Linked DNA regions of Homo sapiens: regions 1 and 2 are each linked to region 3. The links are chromatin contacts, found by Hi-C or POLR2A ChIA-PET in ENCODE. All regions are on one chromosome and are shown on one strand. The core of a region is the stretch at or near the end of the contact, and the rest is flanking DNA. Distances in the headings are between cores, read along the strand shown. Region 1 has its middle 220 kb from the start of RBMS3-AS3. Region 2 has its middle 280 kb from the start of LINC00693. Region 3 overlaps RBMS3 (RNA binding motif single stranded interacting protein 3).

Region 1 (3,522 bases), core at 632-3,131, 690 kb before region 3:
CTGCTGAAAATAATGCCCAAAGGTTAGAGATGGGTATGAGAGGAGGGAGAGTGGTAATGGCAGTGGTGGTGGTGTTTTAACTGAACTTCTAAGACATGTTTTCCAAGATGTCTTTGAGGACTGCTTTGTGAAAATTAAGCTGCTAATCATGTACATGTAAATTTATGAAAGAAAACAATTAGAATTGTCATGTCATAGAGTGAAAACTTCGTTTTTACTCTGTGCTCTATAAAAGCCCAACACCTCTTTATTGCAATGTATGCCTTTCACCTTAAAAGAAAAATAAAACTGATTTTAATCGATTTTTCTCTCAGTATAGTGGATTGTCATTAACACTGTGGTAACATTTCATGTTATTGCAATCATTTTCCATGGTCATATATGTGGGGAAAATACTTAGTATCTGCTTCTGTGGGTTATAGAAACAGACGGTTTGGATAAATTACATCTGTCTAGGCAGACTCCTACTTTTTTGTTGTGTTATGTCATTCATCAGGGAAGTAATAAAATAGAGATCAGTGGTTCTGATGTAGTAACTAATACGTCAACCACAAGCTGATTTGAATAGCATTTTCATGGTGCATACCAACACTAATAACTGTGTGGTTTCCTCATAACCTCAGCAGGTTGTATTTATATACTGACAAAAGGACCATGTAAAATCCATGCACAGCTGGTCATCAGAAGGACTATAAAACACTAGGGTTTGTCATACATGTGGTAATTATAAAGTGAGGCTGTGCAGTGTTCCCTAAACCTTGAAAACAAAGCTTCAACTTAATCCTTAAGTGAACTGTTTTGGGTTGGCTTATCACACAGAAGCCCACTCAACAATACCTCCAAGGCAGTTTGTCCTTTGAAGAGAGAGGGGAAAAAAACATAAAATTCACAATAGTCAGTGTTGTGTTATTCAGTTGGTTACATATGGAAACACAAATCTTTGGATTGTCAACACTACTTTCATAACAGAAAGAAACATTTCATTTTGAAAACGTTTCCTTCCATTTTCTTTTACTGTTTGATGCTTGTTTGTACAGTTCATAATCTAATAATCTGAATTACAGCAATACTTTCTTGCATATTGTCCATGCTGAAATAAAAGTACATTGAAAGCTTTAGTTTTATGAAGTGCATACTGCATATGGAGATTTGTTTTCTAAGTAAACACTAAGCAATTTATGCACTAGTAGCATTCAAATCTCTGATGCTGTTTTGGGATAATTCTCAAGGATTTATGACTTTCATGAATTTCTCTCTAACCAACCTAGATGTACTTCAGAATTTTATCATTGTTTTTGACCAAATACCTTGAGTTTGAAGGCTGCTGTGGAAAGTACTCCATATACAAAGATTGGATAAAATCTGAGGCTTTTCAGAATGCTAAAGAAGATTTCAATTCTGCTGCCCTCCCAAAATTAAAAAACAAATCTTCAAAGCTCTGTGTTATTTTTACATTTTGTTTATGAAAATAAAATAAAATGTTGGACCACTTTTGATAATATTTAAGTTGACCAAATCACATTTGTTTTCACCAAATGAAGAAATTCTTCATTTACTGTATCACTTTAGTTTTCCTTCTCATGACTCCTTTGCCAAGAAAACAGATTTTGCAATCAGATGCCTACTAGCTGGGTGTTCATGAGCTGTGATGGATTACTTTTAATAGGTGCTATTTTCCTACTTCATTAACTGCTCTTTTTCTGATGGTGTTTTTTGGGTCAAGTTAGAAAAGAAACAAAGGTTTAACCATTTACCCAAATAGGCAATGACGCTAAGTGTATTTTTTTAAAGTTGATTATGTACACACAAGGATGTGTTTATTTTGGGAGTATGTGTGAGTAAGAGCTTGAGTGTGTGTGAATGTGTTGTTTTTTTCAACTTAAAACTCTTTGCCTGGCCAACTGCCATCTCCATGCCAGTCTCCATGGCAACTTCCTTAAGGATAAAGTAACAGAAATGTGAGGAGGCTGCCTGCCCACAAACAAAGCTGCCACAGCCCTGCCAGAGGCCTGACTAGACAGAATCCCGGAACACTCCACATTCCATGAGAGTTCTGCAGGTTACTGCAGCTAGCTCCATTTAAAGGTGCAGTGCCTCTAGTCCTGGGAGGAAAGTTTAAAAATGTCTTCTGACTAGTCTTTCCATATATTAGAATGTAGATATGCAACCCACATGTCTTGACATTATTTTTCCCTTCCCATCTACATTGAATAAACATTTTATATCTAGCATTTATTTTTTAGTGATATTTGGAAATTTGCTTGACAGAGACCTTTGCCTAATATTGTGTGTTGTATGTACATCACATCAGGATGTGATGTATGTACCTTTAAAATACTTGTATAAAATATAAAATATTGAAAAAGTGAGACTAAATATCTTGATCCATTCTGCTTTCTTAAAAAAAGTGTCTGCTTTCTAATCTTAATGGATTTATGCATGTTTTTCCAAGAAATCAATAAAATTATTAAAATTCATAGTATATTAACATATATAATATATATTATATATAACAGTAATTTTCAAATGGTAGCAATCTTCCATAGGACACTTGGCAATATCTCAGTGGATATTGGTTGTCACAACTGGGGCCATGATACTGGTATCCAGTGGTTAGAGTCCTGGGGGAGCTTTTAAATATCCTACAATCAATAGAATAGCTCCCATAGCAAAGGATTACTGGCCTGAAATGTCAATAATACGAAGGTTGGGAAACCCTAGTATACATACATAGATGTTATATATGTATGTATGTATGTGTGTATGTACATACCAATTTAAAAATAAAGATTATAAGGTGTAGAGAGCTTAAATAGGAATAAACTATGCTAAGGCAACTTTCTAAGTTGTTTTTGCTCTGTCTCCTCAAACTGGGTACCAGAACTCTGATGACAACTGTCAATCTAGAGTCCACTGTCCAGGATTATCTATACAATGTATTTAGTATCTCTATAGCAATTGTTTTTTAAGACCACAAAAGAATACCTAAGAAGACCAGGCCTAGGCTAGGGAGTAAGAACTATGTGTAGTTTACTCTGTCTCTAAGAGTGTTTTCTATGCAATGAACTATACATCATATACAAGCTGTTTTTTACCTTAACTATTAATTCTTTCCCATTAGGAATTAGTAAAATGCTTCATAATTATGGCTAAGGGAAATATTTATGATCTTCAGCATACAGATTGCTCATTTCATCTCCAAAGTTTTGCTAATACTATTCAGGCTGTTTATGTTGTTGTTACCCCATAATATTCAACACAGTGTTTATATCAGTTATGTTAACCAGTTATGGAAAATCCTGAGTTTCTGGTTACCCAAATGAAAAGTTTACTTTAAACACAAGCCAAGGAAGTTTGGTTATGTTCAGCAGTGCTACTCAAAGTATGATTTCCTAAACTGGTGAATGACTACAACCATTTGATTACTGGTCTGTAACAAAATAGGTATAGAAATTAAAAATAAGCTTTTAGAAATTTTAATAACAATTTTGTAATGTCACAGCATCTAAGCATGTCTCATCA
Region 2 (3,427 bases), core at 918-3,417, 900 kb before region 3:
ACAGCTAAGTACAATGACTGCCACATCTTGACCACAGTCTTTCTAGAATCTTCCAAATGGGCTTGATCTCTCACAGTGCACCCATAACACTTAAGAATTAGGGCAGTTATATGCCCTTAGTAATTACATATTCTTCCTTATAGTAGAGTTATGTATGTGTTAACCTCCCTCACTTAACTGTAACCTCTTTGAGGGTAAGAACTGAGTCTCTTCATTCATTATTTCATTCATCTCATATATACTGAGACATCGTTACTGGTAAAAGTGATGGTTAAAAAAAGGGTAACCCCGGTCTCCTGGTACTTAGATTCTCATGTAGGACATGAACAATGTCAAATAAAACAAATATGCGAACAAGATAATTTCGAATAGTGATAGGTTCTGTTAAAAAATTATGACACGGTAATAGGATAAAGACTGATGACATTAGGCTTACTTGTTCTTTGGGGCAGAGTGGGAGGAGGAAGAGGTAAAAACCTCTCAGAGGAGAACCCCAGCATCCTTGTAACCCCTGTTGCTAACAGAGTACCTTGCAGATACTAGATATGGAACAAAATTGTTGTAAAGTTAAAGTGAAGTGGGGTTCAAAGAACAAGCAAATAAAAACTCGGCAAGGAACATTTGGATTTCAGTAAATATGTGCCATATTTTAACTCCTAGAGGAAGATGGAGTCTCTGTTATTCCACATCTGCTTTTTATAAGCAAAGCACAAAGGCTTGGTTAGGTCTCCTTAAATAAGACTCATTTATTTCTCCTCTCTCACTGGAAAATAAGTAAAACCAAGAGGCAAAATCTACTGAACATAGTTACCAAATCAATCTTTACTGGTTAATTGTATTGAGATTTTCTCCCTTTTATATTTGTGCTGAGGCTAGCTTAGATTTATTTTATTTTGCATTTTGTATTGGAATGAGGCACAATGAGTAACTTGTCCAGTTGCAGATTTCGGAAGGAGGAACGTGGAGATTTCGGAGGCAGTCCAGAGGAGGGCAGTGAAATGGCTGAAAGTCTGGAAACTAGGGCTCACTGAGAAAGGTTAAATAAAACGGATTGATGTAATCATGAGAAAAATGCCAAAGGATGCTTGGCATTAAAAAGAGATAAAGAATATGTGAGCTGCTTGTCATAGCTTTAATGATCTGGGGCTTTATTAAAACTGGAAAGATTTAGGTCAGCTTTTATGTAGCATGTCTTTCCCAATTGTTGGAAGAGTCTCCATAGTGTTAAGAATGTGATGGAACTCCTTGGCTTAGTGAAATGAATCTAGAGTTCTTGCGTTTCATAACTGAGCTAGATAATTTATTATTAAAATGAGAGAAATTAGTTCATAATTGTGTTTATAAAGGATGGGGAGGGTAAAGATTGTTTCTTATATATCTCCTGGACACTAACTGCATAGGCTCTCCATAAATGCTGAAGATTTATTGGTATAGCAACACATATTGGAATATTTGTTCCAGAATATCACAGCTATAATGAGGAAATCTTGCCATTCTTTTAATAGCAAAGCTGATAAAGAAAGTCCAGAACTTCACTCCACCTTCTTTTTCCTTATCAGTTTCCTTTTTCTTAGTTTGCCTAGTATGAGTACTTGTGGCTTGTGTAGCTACTTATTATTTAGGTGAACATGGGTAGAGTCTTACTACTTATAGTTAACAAAGTCTCTTACCCTGGAAGAATAATTTTTAAGTCAGCTATCCATATCTTGCTTATTAAAAATGTCACTGCTGTCTAGGTCATTTGCTCTTTTGGTGTTGTTTCTTGCATGATTCACTTCATTGGAGTTGGAAATATGTTTTTCCAGCTGAAATTAAAATCCCAAAACTTATGCCATCCAGAGTTCAGTTTGCCTGAGCAAACCATGTTGGATCCTGGATCATATTTGTCAATTACTTTTTATGCTAAGATGTTAAATGCAGATGTTCAGTTGGCACCTTTCAACACTATTTATTGGTTTTTCATTTTTCTTTCTTCAAATATGCTCAAGGCTTAATGTAGTAATACCAGGAAAAGCTCCAGTTACTGAAAAATATACATGTTCCCAAGGTTCCTTATCTTATGGTGATTGGCAACTAGATTTGGGAGAAGCTGGCCAAGCAAAGGACAGTTGTGGGATGGAGTACAGCGGCTGCCTGGTTGGCTGGCAGTCTCGCTGCAGCAGCTGGCATTGTTCCTCAACTCTAAATTGCCATTGAATTTGGTCTGTGTTCCAGACTTTGCGCAACACTTCCTCTTTTTCCTTTGTTTAACAGAACACCCTGTTAAAAAAGATCTTCCTAATAGCACTCTCTGCATGCTTTGTCACCAAAATGTTCTACACTCTCTTACTCCTGTATTCCCTGTATGATATAAAGTACTTGGATTTCCACAAGCTTTACCAGCCCGAAGAAGGGAAAGAGAAGATTCAAAGTAGTGTAAACATTTTAATCTCAATATTTCTTCGATTTCTAGTTCCTCCTAGCTTTTGTAGATCATTTAGTTCTTTCAAAGTTATTCCACAGTATTCCTGAGACTTCTCATGCAGTACAACATGTGCCCATTAACCAACACTGTCGACTTTAAAGTGGTAACTGTCATTTTCATTATTTCTTACCCTAGCAACTTCAGCAAATGATATTTTCTAAGAAGCCATATTGTAGAGCTCCCCATGCTGATATTTTGAAGTCTAGGCCAATGGTGCTACACTTGCTAAGAAATTACAGAAGCTATGGGGGGCTCTCAAGCTTCACCATTTTTAATGCATACTTGCCTTCAAGAATGCCATTTCCATCACCACTGTCCCTATTGAAGCTGTCTCCTGTTGATATATGCCAAAGGTAAATAGGGTTGTTTACCTGAAGCTGTTAATTAATTAGTTTGATGTTCACTGGGAACTTACTAAATTCCAGGCACAGGCATGGCTGGTTACAGGAGTAAATAAGACCCAGCCCCAGCTGTCACTCCCACCTCTTACCATAGGTTTGTGAATGTGTACTCTAAAGAGGGAGCTGCATTTAGAAGGCAATTCTAAGACAGTGTGATAAGAATTTTGATAAGGGGTAAGCACGGATGTGTTGGAAACAGATCAGAAGGGCAGCAGCCATTCTTGATATTAGGGGTTTTCCCAGGGAGGTGAAGTGGGCTGGGGTATCTAAACTAAAGCCCTTGCTCAACCATTTAATTGGCTTGTGGTTCAAGGTTCAATCTATATCAGTAGATTAAAAATCAGATTCTTTTTTCCCAAGCGATTTCCCACAGTTTCCTGAAATACCTCTCTGGAGTTTGAGTGTTCAATTTATCTGCTTAGAGAAAATTGTTATCAATAATATCCCTGGGACCTTGTCCTTCAGTGAATACATGTGGCTGTAGAAGGATGTGTTGGGATTATTCTGGAATTTTTCTTTGCTCCTAAAATTTAGTATGAATCAATTGAAGAGCCTCTTAAAA
Region 3 (3,574 bases), core at 33-2,532:
GCATCTCTTGCAAATAAATAGTCTCAATTCAAAGTCATGAGACAACAGTTCTATTCCAGGCTCATCCACTAACTAGTTTTTAGGGAAGCCAATCACAGTCTTCTAGTGTTACTTTCTTCATCTGTACAATATAGAAGTTGATATCTGAGTCTTGAAATTATGTGACTCTCAAACTCTGGAATGTGTTTTCATTAGTCAAATATTGTCATCCACAGTTTCATTTCCTAAGAGGAATGTGTTGTAATGCTGAGCAAGATACCCTCAAAATTTCTGGTTTCTACAAAAGGGCATGTAAGGGAGGCCTCTCTGCTTCACTGTTTGGTACTTAAGACACTTGTATCCTAAGAATGTCAGGTGCCTGGCAGGAAGAAAACAAATTGCAAAAACTGAGAAGAAAATTCATCGCATTCATTCATCTTTGTTTCTGGAACTCACTATTTTATTCCTTCCGTTACAATGGATTAAGAAGGAAATGACATAATTTGTTTTTGAAATGTCAGAAGCAGTGCAGAGTTTAGTACTTTAAAAAATAGTTTAATGTTGACCCTGTGCATACGTAAATCTTACCAGAAATGAGGATGACTGGCTTACAACGTTAGATACTCTAAGTTGCCAATAATTTGTACAGAGCCTGTGATTGCAAAACCACAAACATTTCACAATACTGGAAACCTCTAATTAACCATAATAAATGACAGGATGGGTTTGTTTTAAATACATGGTTAATAATGCTTACTGCTTTAAGACCATAAACTGTGTGATTCTCTATGGAGGTGACAGAGGTAGGCTGCAAATGGTTTTGCAAAGTACGTTTCTACCTCTGCATGTTAAGTCTGACCCAGAACATTCTACTAATATTGGATCAGCCTCTCATCTGACGTAATTTGCCTGTGGGAATTGTATCGGCTGTTAAACTAGCTCCTCTTAGTAGCTGTTTGAAAAAAAAAAGGAAGAAGAAGCACAATTCTGTGGTGTGTTTCAAATAACTGAAGCCAGTGTCCTAGGTACTGAGACAAGAAAGAATGTCAAACAGGACCTTTAATGTGTATTTATATTTAAACATCAGACCTAACAGAAAACCCTGAAGCTTTATACAATGATTAGAGCCTTGTAAGATCCTAATTAATGTATTGTCAGGTGAATGGTTGGCCTGGCACTCAAGCTGTTCTGAGGGACGCAAGGGGTTTCAGGTACCGCCTAGGAAGAATAGATGCAGTTGTAGTGATTCAGTGGCCCATCTGAAAGGGACATATAAAGGCAGCTGTGTCTGGTGTGCTGTCTTTTCAGACTCACTTGATAATGCTAGTGTCAGTTTCAACTGAAGCGTGTGCCAGATTCCAGACAGCTTGAGCTGGCATTTCAGAGAGGTTAATTGTGAAACTTGAGAAGAAAATGGGCACATTCTTCCTAAGATGGCTATTCAAATATAGTCTCTTTCCTCCCCCCCCAGAGCTTTCTGGGTCTCAGTCTCACTTTTGTTCTGCTTCCACGTAAAATGCATGAGGAACACTGAGCCTTTTCCCCTTGGCAGCTCCTATATTGCCATCTTTGCTGGGACTGCTTTGCCTTGTTAAAATGTGCCCCGTGTATTAAAATGGAATTGTCACTGCTGGGTGGTGCAGCGTAACATGGTTTGACACTAAGCGCCGGCAGCTACAGAAAACAGACTTTTATTGCATTTATTCTTTCAGAGACGGGAGTCTCTAAAGGCTCACAGCAGACATTCACTTAGTTAAATCTGAATGAACCCAAAGTGAACAATCTACTCTGCTGTCTTTGTGTTCATAGAAACAGCCCCCATCCAGCTTGATATGGCTGTAAAACAGTGTTAAGAAAAGATGATCACACTTAGAATGCAGAAGGGAGGACTTGAGGCTTTCAAACAGAACAAAAATATTTTAAGTGGGTGGAGTGGGTTAGCCACTTGATTTTCTTTTTTAGCTTCCTCTCTATTCCCTAAAATGTATTATGTAGAATAAACACACACACACACACATACACACACACACCCCTACACACACACACACACCCCTAGTATTAGTCTTCATTTATAATTCCATGCCATTTTAAGACAAAGGATTTGATTTGTAGGACTCTTGCAAGCAAGCTTTAGATTCTTAACTGCCTTTTATCCAGATGAGTACCCAGAGAGAGATTGAACAGGGAGGGGGCTCTGAGGCATAAACTTTGCATTTTGTAGCTCTCCTGGAATAAAAATTCCATAAAGTAACATCTGTAGTAATTAAGGGCTTACATTTCCTCTCCCATTCATGTCTCTGCTAGGAGAGAAGGTTATTTTCCCAAAGAGACAATAGTGGATCCTGTGGGAAGAGAGAAAGAACAGAGTTAGAATTCTTTTCTTCCTGGAAATGGAAATTTTCTACTTAAAAAAAAAAAAAGATAAAAAAATTGAAAGACTTACAGTAAAAGGTTCCACTGGAAAGGAAACTTGAAAGAGTTAGGAAAATTGTACTTAGCTGTTCCTAAATATTTAGAATGAGGAAAGATTCCGCTTGCCTTTCTTATCCAAACATCTTCTGATATAGGGGAACTTGTGAGTGAGTAGTAAACAAAATGCTGTTTTTGTTTTTATTTTTATCTATTAAAATTGCATAAAGAGTTTTCTTTTTATTTGGACATCAAATTGATTCATTCTGAAGACTTTTTTTTTCAAAATAATACTTATGTGGATCCATTGGGTCACCTGATGATATACATACTGAGCGTTAATGTTAAGTTAGTTTCCTACACTCTCTTGTCATAGCAGGATCAGCTACTTAAATTAGGGTGAAATATGACAATGTAGATCCCTTTGTTAAAACACTGTTAAGAAGTTCAAGGTGGCAACAGCAGAACTTTAAACCAAGTGCAGGGTTGTTCTAAGTGTGGGGCTGTGTGTGAAGACATAGGCCTCATTCCTGTAAATTTAGCCCTGCTTGGCGGTAGAGATTTGTCATATCCATCGATACAGAAAGATGCACTCTCATCACATGCTTCATAAGAATGTACATCTGAAAACAAAACTTTGTCAGAGAATAATTATAGCTCAAAACTGGAACTCGTTCCTGATATTATCTTCAAACTTGTTAAACAAGTGATACAGATGCCCTGACTTCCTCTCTCAGTTAATTTTTAAGAATTTCCCGGGCAAACCTTCCACTGAGCCACATGCTTGCTCTCTCTACCACATTGTAATAAGGACGCACGCCCTCCAAGCTGCCCAGCTCAGCCCCCTGCCCTAATTACTTCGCCAAAAGCCTCTCCTAGATTCCGTGCCTCTTCTCAGCATTTCTCTCACTTCTGGGATTCCTCTCACATTTGAATTCTTATAGCTGTAATAAATATGTATAACTTACTTGACATTTGTTAGCATATTTTTTTTGTATCTTGTTTCCTTTGCCATGTAATATGGTCCTATAATATGGCCATGTAATATGGTCCTGAAATGGACATAAAATTTAGATGTAGGAAAGTTTTACAACTTGAGTTGATGGGCACCATTCCAAGAAAGCTCATATTAATAACAGCAGAAAATCCAAAATTAAACTTTGCCTTTTGAACACATTTTACACAT

The links. Hi-C counts contacts between places; a loop is a spot of excess contacts on that map. ChIA-PET counts read pairs that join two places held with the same protein, here RNA polymerase II (POLR2A). Pooled maps may share reads with other maps.
Region 1: a loop to region 3 is called in a map of mammary epithelial cell, with 6 times the contacts of the local background. The contact joins two enhancer-like sites. A Hi-C loop is called at or near these places in 8 of 168 maps with a recorded cell type or tissue (Calu3, MCF 10A, PC-3 and 5 more) and 6 of 50 pooled maps. POLR2A ChIA-PET finds 5 or more read pairs at or near these places in 1 of 52 experiments (MCF 10A).
Region 2: a map of IMR-90 shows a loop between it and region 3 (2.5-fold over the local background). The contact joins two enhancer-like sites. A Hi-C loop is called at or near these places in 6 of 168 maps with a recorded cell type or tissue (A673, Calu3, IMR-90 and 3 more) and 6 of 50 pooled maps. POLR2A ChIA-PET finds 5 or more read pairs at or near these places in 3 of 52 experiments (BJ, MCF 10A and PC-9).

The regions. Positions count from the first base shown.
Region 1 is chr3:29,063,655-29,067,176 of GRCh38, forward strand. No RefSeq gene overlaps it. Among named protein-coding and RNA genes, the nearest start is that of RBMS3-AS3, 220 kb to the right of the region's middle. Within about 2 kb of position 1,882, at least 7 of the 41 ENCODE cell types and tissues checked have a DNase peak (open chromatin) inside an H3K27ac peak, as active enhancers do; they include ascending aorta, endothelial cell of umbilical vein and mammary epithelial cell, where a contact is called at or near this core.
Region 2 is chr3:28,858,309-28,861,735 of GRCh38, forward strand. No RefSeq gene overlaps it. Among named protein-coding and RNA genes, the nearest start is that of LINC00693, 280 kb to the left of the region's middle. Within about 2 kb of position 2,168, at least 5 of the 41 ENCODE cell types and tissues checked have a DNase peak (open chromatin) inside an H3K27ac peak, as active enhancers do.
Region 3 is chr3:29,758,274-29,761,847 of GRCh38, forward strand. All of the region lies in intron 5 of RBMS3 (RNA binding motif single stranded interacting protein 3), which reads left to right. Among named protein-coding and RNA genes, the nearest start is that of RBMS3-AS2, 120 kb to the left of the region's middle. Within about 2 kb of position 1,283, at least 12 of the 41 ENCODE cell types and tissues checked have a DNase peak (open chromatin) inside an H3K27ac peak, as active enhancers do; they include ascending aorta, endothelial cell of umbilical vein and mammary epithelial cell, where a contact is called at or near this core.